Regions from separate parts of the Homo sapiens genome. Here regions 1 and 2 are each linked to region 3. Evidence: chromatin loops called from intact Hi-C (ENCODE). Cell type or tissue: heart right ventricle. All regions are shown on one strand. Region 1 has its middle 17 kb from the start of SPIN3. Region 2 has its middle 10 kb from the start of SPIN3. Region 3 overlaps NBDY (negative regulator of P-body association).

Region 1 (2,500 bases), 210 kb after region 3:
TGCTAAATAAATTATGCTTTATTCACACAATGGAATACTATACAAAGAAGTAACTCTGCATATAAGAACCTACAAACATGTTCACGTTCTATTAAGTGGAAAAATTTATAGAGGAGGATATATACTATGGTTCTATTTCTACAACTTCGTATATGTGCACATAGATGGATTTAATGTACAGGTGTATATATGCGTTTTCTGCCTCTCTGGTCCTCTCTGTGTCTCTACACACATGTGTACATGCATGCATAAAAATACACAGAAAGGAACTTCTATGGTTTGAATATTCCCTCCAAAACTTATGTTGAAACTTAATCTCCAATGTGGCAGTATTCAGAGGTATGGCCTTTAACAGGTGATTGGAACATGAGGGTTCTGCCCTTGTGAATGGATTAATCCACTGACAGATTATCATGGAAGTAGAACTGGTGGTTTTATAAGAAGAGAAAGAGAGACCTAAGCTACCATGTTAGCATACTTAGTCCCCTTGCCATGTGATGCCCTGTGCTACCTCAGGACTGCAGAGAGTTTCTACCATCAAGAAGGCCCTCACCAGATGTGGCCCCTCAATCTTGAACTTCCCAGCCTCCAGAACTGTAAGAAATACATTTTATTTTTTTAAATAAATTTTCAGGTATTTTGTTATAAGCAACAGAAAATAGGCTAAGACAGGTGCCATGAGTGAGAGTGAACCTCCAGAGTTTATGATCATTTGATACCTAGGAGCTGTGTTGGACTTGACATAGCCAAACCTTGATCAGACTGTTGATGGCCTACATGTGATGTAGGAAATATATGGGACATTGTGTGATTGTCTTTAATCAAACCATAAAGCTAGACCACACTGCTTTAGGCCTAGACAGAATTTCCTCCAAAGGGAATATGTTGCCACTGTCAGATTCAATGTATGAACAGGAAATGAAGACCTAGGAGGCAGGCCTTACCTTGACTATGAATGAAGAAAAAGTACTCCTTTCAGTATCTGGAGCTGGTGAAAAATTTGGCCTTGAACTCCACCTTGTGGACAGATGTGGAGATGCTATAAACACTTCCAGTGGTTGGAAGGTGAGCTGTCTGAAGCCAAGTGAAGGCAGAAAAGGAAGACAGACAGGAGAGTCAACTTGGTAGGAGACTCTGGGATGCGTCTGTGCCTGAATAGTTGTAATTATATTCAGTGTAGCATTTTCCTTCTTACATTCCAAAACTTTCAGTAAAATCTTGTAAACGCTTACCTTATGCCCACTCTTAGGATTAAATAGAAAAGAGGCCATCCTGTTGGTTTCACAGCAGTCACCCATGAAGAACAGCTGTTCCTAGGAGAGATGATTGCCCAGGGTTTAGCACCACCAGAAGCAGGAACATGCTACCGTCACAAGACTGGAGCAGAAGATCCTGAGAGGCTTGCTCATGAGCACATGTGGGGATAATAATATTAAGGATAAATAATCTGAAAGCTCTGTAAATGGTGAAACCCTTTTAATTAACAGTATTTACCTGAGGACAGGACTCAGTGAGGTAAATATGATCTTATGTGGAGTCTTGCAATAAGTTTGTCTCCCAGCCTCCAGCCACTCCAGCCCTAATATACATATACCCTTTATACTTCTGGACCTTTTAAAGCATGCATCTGATCCTACTGTCACTGCTCAAAATCATCAGTACTTTCCCTTCTGCCTGCAGAACAGATTCCAAATTCCTTAAACCTTCATTGAAAGGCCATTGTAGATTACAGTGTTAGATTAAACTCAACATATATTTCCAACCTCAGCAATCTCTATACATCTTTTCACTATCTTTAGGTATATGAGAGTCCTAGCTGTTCTACAAAACCTGATAGTGTAATCTGGCAAACATAGTAATTTTGGCTTTTATCCAGCTTGGCCCTGCTGTTTTTTTTTCAAGAGGTCTGAGTCTGCATTGGTTACCAAGAGTTTCTTAGTCAAGCCCTACCTATATGGCAGTCAGTAGGAATTTCTGCCAGAGTATGGTGAACCAATCATTGAGATTCTCCAGTCCATCATGGATTATTCAGTGAGAGAGTAAAAGTGGATGAAGCATCACCAGTTTGCCACCATCTTAACCCAGAAACAAAAACACAGTAAAAAGGAAAGTACACTAAAAGAACCAAACAGCAAACAAAACAACCAGTATTCCAAGTGAGATTTATTTTGTTATGTTCTATTTTTTTGTTAGTGGCCTTTTAAGCTGCAAAATATAACTGAATATGAATTAAACTGTAAACACATAATTGACACATTTATCTATTTTTCTCAGAGACAAAGGCACAGTGCTAGTTTTTCGGTGAAAACATTCTAAACCATGTTAAAACATGTCCAGTTTGTAACCGGCCTTTAGAATTTGTATAGGGCTGATTTTCTGCCTAGAAACTGATGCTATTATGTCTCTTCCAGCTTTATTAAAAAGGATTTTTTCCTGTATGTTTATATCAGATCTAAAGCCCTCACAAAACATGAAGATATAATTAAATGTAATCATTTTT
Region 2 (2,500 bases), 220 kb after region 3:
CAGATGGGACTTGAACTCCTGCACTCAGGGATCCTCTCACTTCAGCCATCCCAGCAGCTGGAACTACAGGCACATACCAGCACGGCCCTCTAATTTCCTTCTTTAATTAGTCAACTGAGCTTTGAGTTAGGCTTTCAGAGCCCACCTCCCCTCTCTCTCGTTCACGAAGACACTGTTTTTTGACACTTGTTCCATCCATTCCATTTGCTTTCTGCCGTGTTATAGGGTTGGAAGAGGATATTTAAAAAATAACTTCTTACCTTCTAGGTGTTTGCTGTTGGTCTGCTGGTCTCATTCATAACATTGGTGTGGGGTGAAGGAAACCATATTGTCCCTCAAAATCTTTCCAGCTTTAGAGATGTCTGAGGAAGAAGTGAGTTGCTGGTGCTCACACCGGTGGACACATTACTTTGATACAATGAAAAGAAAGTCATGTATGGGTTCTTGGTGGTGGGCAGGTTTATTCAAAGGAGCTGAAAAGCAAAAAAAAAAAGTACAGTGGAGGAGCTGACATTTGAGATTAAGTGAAAAAAAAAATTGTCACAAAGAGATTTATGGGAAGGAGGAAGGCCAAAAAGGACTTCCAAGACATCACACTTCGTTTACCTCCTACCTCACTGGTGGTGACTTCTCAGTCTCTTGTTTGTGTCTCCTCTTCTCTCTGATCTCTTTAAGACCCAGGTCTCTGTCCATGGTCATCTGTTGTTCTCTATGTACACCCATTCCCTAGGGTGATCTCATACAGTCCCATGGTTTTAAGTATTATTTACATGGAGAAATTTCCAACTTATGTATCCAGCTTAGTCAGACCTCTCCCATGAACTGCACACTCATATATCCAATAACTGTTCAACAGCCCCACTTAGGTGTCCTAAAAACACCTTCAAACTCAACTTGTCCAAAACTGATTTCCTAGCCTCTCCTCTTCCTAGCACCCATCCAAACCATAGCCTTCTTCATCTCTATCAGTGGCAACTCCATCTTCCCAGTTGTTTTTTGGAGCCATCCATGACTCCTCTCTTTCCTTACATTTCACTTCTAATTTGTGAGAAAGTTCTACTTACTCTTCCTTCAAAATATACCCCAAATTTAAATACCTCTCACCATCTCCATTGTTACCTCTCAGATATAATCTCACACATGGGATACTGCAATACTCTAACTAGTTTCCCTGCTTCCTCACTCTCTCCTTTATAGCCCGTCCTTAAAACAGCAGAGAGATTTTTTTAGAAACATAAGTGAGGTCAATTCTCTGCTGAAAATCCACAGTGGGTTTGTGGACATGGGATGCAACACCCAGGTTATGCTTCAGTGATGGACTTATTATGCTGCTTCAGCTCTCACCCCCATTAGAGATTGCCTCAGCTGCTGAAAGCAACTTTGTCCAATGCAACACCCCTTCCTGGGGCAGCCCATATCCAAAGACGGATTAGTGTAGGGGTTGAAAGGCCTGTAAATATTACCCCAACTCTGAAGGGCCATTCTAGTTCCACAGCTTCCTGTGGGTGTGGTTGACACTGTAACTGAGTCTTTTTAGAGCTTCATTTTCTTTGTGCTCCTGCTGCTTTCCCATTTCTTCCCCAGGTATTGACCCCAAGGGCGCTGCTTAATAAATTTTCTACAAGATTAACTTTGTTTCTGGGTCTGTTTCCTGGGAAAACCCAACTTGTGACAGGCTCCCCATTTCATGCAGAGTAAATACCAAGTCTTTACAATGCCTTATATTATTTAGACCCTTATTTCCTCTCTGACTTCTCTTATGTCTTTCTCCTTCACCTATGTAGCTCTAGCTAAATAAGCCTCCCTGTTAGTCTTTGAACATGCCAAAAACACACTTATCTCTTAGGCCCTTTCCTCTAGTAGTTCCTTTTGCCTAGTATGCTCTTTCTCTAGATATATGCTTGGCTAACTCACTTCCTTCATTTATTTGCTCAAATATTACCTTCTCCATGAAGTCCACCCCAATCTCCCTATTTACCATGGTGACCTACCACTTCCCTTCCCTCTTATCTTGTTCTAATTTTCTTTTTTATAACAGTTATCAATTTTGACATCCCACATAATTTACTTATTATTATTATTTTTTTAATTGTTAGCCTCCCCTTGCTTGAATGTAAGCTCCATGAGAACAGGCATCACTGAATGCTTTGTTCATGATATATCCCAAATGCCTAGTTAAAGTGCCTGGAACAAAGTAGGCACTGAATAAATTTGTTGAACAAATGAATGAATTAAGTAGATTTAACAGTAGGAACAAAGTGTGTGTAAAAGAGGGTGATAGAGAGGGAAGAATATGAATGAGTCATGGCGAAAATCACAGCTGTGAATCACCTGGACTTCCCCCTTGGTGCTACTGTTTCTTTCCCATTTCTTTATGCAAATATTAGGAAAAAATAATAATTAGACTATTACTTGGCATCAAGAGAGCTAGTTTCAGTCCAGCACTCTTACCAGCTGTGTGACCTTGGTTTCCTTTTTCTCTTTAAGCTTTATCTCCTTA
Region 3 (2,500 bases):
GACCAGCACCTTGTCCTGGGGCAGTAGCCCTATGATCCTAGTCCTCCTGTGGTGTCCCAGTAATGATCATGTTTTTTGTTGTTTACTTTCTGCACGGGCAAGAGCCATGAAACCTGCAGAGAGCCAAAGGAAGGGCAAAGGCTGGCTCCCTAAACAGGATTCCCACAGGATCTCCAGCCTACTGGTCCTGGTCCTTGGTCACACGGTCCCATGAGTTTGGTGATCAATCTGGGACCAGGTGACTGATTCCTTTCACTCCTCTGTCTTTTTTTTTGTTTCTCTTTCCTCTTTACCTTTTTTCACATGGGAAAAGGCGGAGGCCCTGGAGTTGAAGTGGCAGGGTTACAGTTGTAGTTGGCGTTTGTGGAGCCATACTGCCATCAAGCGGAAACTGTATCTAGAAACCGGAGGCAGCTGGGCACAAGTGCTGGGGAAACCCCACGAGCGCAAAAGAGATGGCGGCATGGAGCCCCCAGGCTGAAGCAGGACAAGAGAGGAACTCCAAGCTGGCCCTTGGCCTGTGCTCATTCCCAGGATGCCTCCCTGGTTCCACAGCTCTCTCCGAAAAAAAGGGCAGGTAGGGGCGACCCACCATGGGTTCCCCTGGTCATCTCCAGGTACTGCTGGTCCTGGGTTGCCACGTCTCCAGTATCCCGAAGCTCCTTTGTTCCCCGGGAGGATCGGGGCCCCCTTGCCAACACGTGGCTCCAGCCAAGGGAACCCCGGAACTCCCCACAAAAGACACCAGAGTAAACGGCCCCCGTCTCGGCCAGTGGCTTCGTTTATGTCCATCTCAACATGGCTGCCGGGCCAGCTCCGCCCTCTGGGCTGACTGGTCTTGGGGCTGCCTGGCTGTTCTGTCCTGGGGCCTCTAGAGTAGTTGCTTCTCCAAAGCGTCCCAATGCCAGGTACACTTCCTTCAAGGGCTCAGAACCCCGGTGGGGGAAACCCAGGCTTAGACATAGTCTAAGCACATCCTCGCTGATCTCTGTTCCTGGCAGAAGGCAGGTGTCCGTGCATCCTGTTGTGTTCAGAAACAACTTCCACTAGATGGCAATGTGGCTCCACAAACAGCAGTCTTGTCTTTCCCTTCCCCCATTTTCTTTCCCTCTTTCTGTTTTTGGTGCCAAAAACCAAAACAAACACCAAAAAAAAAAAAAAAAAAAAGAAACTGGCCTAGGAGCACCCATCTCACCTACAGCAGGGCTTCCCATCTATGTGGTCACTTTGGGGGAACCGGCAACAGTAGGATGGGGTAGGGGTGGGGGCCACAGGGAGCAGGGCAGCTTCCTGGCCCAACAGGCCTCTGTGCCCACGCGGTGCAGACCCGGGCTTGAGGGGCTGATGCTTTCTCCTGGCTGGTGGCTCTTCCTCTGTGAGGCCACAAGAGGCCACTCATAGTGCTGCCAGCTGTCCATCTGAGGCACTTTGCATTGCAGTTCGCTGTCAATCTCATTGCTCACTGATTCTTTGTGTACTTTTGGAGTTTTTCTCCCTTCACTTTTTTCTTCTTCATTCTCTTTACTTTTTCTCCACTTCTGCTCCAGGAGCAGACTGGAAGGCAGGGTCAGCTGGGCGCGGGGACACCGTTAGGGAAAACAGGCTTACTTTTCCTAAGGAAATTAGTAGGACTCTAGCTGACCCCTGCGAGGAGAAATTGGCGTTTCCCTCTCCTTTCTGCCCTGTCTCCATATTGCAGTGGGTGGCTGATTATCTCTTTTCCCTGGTGTCCAATTCCTCCCCGTTTTTCATCTTATTCTTTTTTGGGCGGTCCTTCCCTGCCTTGGCCTTGTAGCCTTGGGGCTTGGTAGCCCCTTGCAGTCAGCTGATGACATCTTCAGGGCAAGGTTCAGCCAGCACCTGTGTTCTCTGTAGCTTCTGCAGGCCTACTTGTGGATCAAAGCTTTTGATCTTACTCAGGAAATACCCCATCAACAAGACGCTTCCTGGTTGTGTGTCCTTTAAGCCGGATGTCAGAAGTGGCTCCGTGCCCCTCGTTGTATGTCACCACGCGTTGAGGCCCTCCTAAACTAGATCCTTCGGGACAGCTACAGTGGCATGGACCTCTCACTTCCTGTTCTCCTTCTGATTCTTCTTCCTCTTCCTCCTCCTACCCCTCTTCTTTAATTCTTCTCCTTCTCCTCCTTCTCCTCTTGCTCCTCCTCCTCCAACTCCTTCTTATCTTCCTACTCCTCCTTTTTCTTTTTCTTCTTTTTCCTCCTTCTACTCCTCCTCCCCCTCCCCCTGCACTTCCTTCTCCTTTGCCTCTTTTTCTTTTTTTGCTTTTGCTTCTGCTTCTGATTCTGCTTCTGTTTTTCCTTTCACTTGCGGATCTGGGTGGGCACGTGTTCTAGCAGACTGCTTCTTCTTTTGCTCCTTGGTGATGTGGGATGTCCCTCTGCAGAATTAGGCCTGGAGAAAGCTTCACATTCGTTCTTTAAGGAGCACAGATGAAGGTCATGAGTTTAGTCCCTCTGGTCCACCAAAAGGCTACCCACGT

The links. Peaks named below come from ENCODE experiments on the same cell type or tissue, not always from the same donor. Only the 100,000 strongest peaks of a DNase experiment are listed, where the experiment ranks them.
Region 1: a loop joins it to region 3, with 6 times the contacts of the local background. A loop is called at or near these places in 8 of 110 quality-filtered maps.
Region 2: it touches region 3 in a loop (6-fold over the local background); 9 of 110 quality-filtered maps call a loop at or near these places.

The regions. Positions count from the first base shown.
Region 1 is chrX:56,977,348-56,979,847 of GRCh38, forward strand. It overlaps a transcript of SPIN3 not described here. Among named protein-coding and RNA genes, the nearest start is that of SPIN3, 17 kb to the right of the region's middle. In heart right ventricle, a CTCF peak has its summit at 1,021 (motif pointing left); no DNase peak of the experiment used is centred here.
Region 2 is chrX:56,984,006-56,986,505 of GRCh38, forward strand. It overlaps a transcript of SPIN3 not described here. Among named protein-coding and RNA genes, the nearest start is that of SPIN3, 10 kb to the right of the region's middle. In heart right ventricle, no CTCF peak of the experiment used is centred here; no DNase peak of the experiment used is centred here.
Region 3 is chrX:56,763,556-56,766,055 of GRCh38, forward strand. The region is part of intron 2 of NBDY (negative regulator of P-body association); the gene reads left to right. Among named protein-coding and RNA genes, the nearest start is that of NBDY, 36 kb to the left of the region's middle. RefSeq lists enhancers at 52-101, 122-241, 205-706, 702-1,061. In heart right ventricle, CTCF peaks have their summits at 1,052 (motif pointing right) and 1,255; a DNase peak (open chromatin) is centred at 1,056; H3K27ac peaks cover 1,311 bases.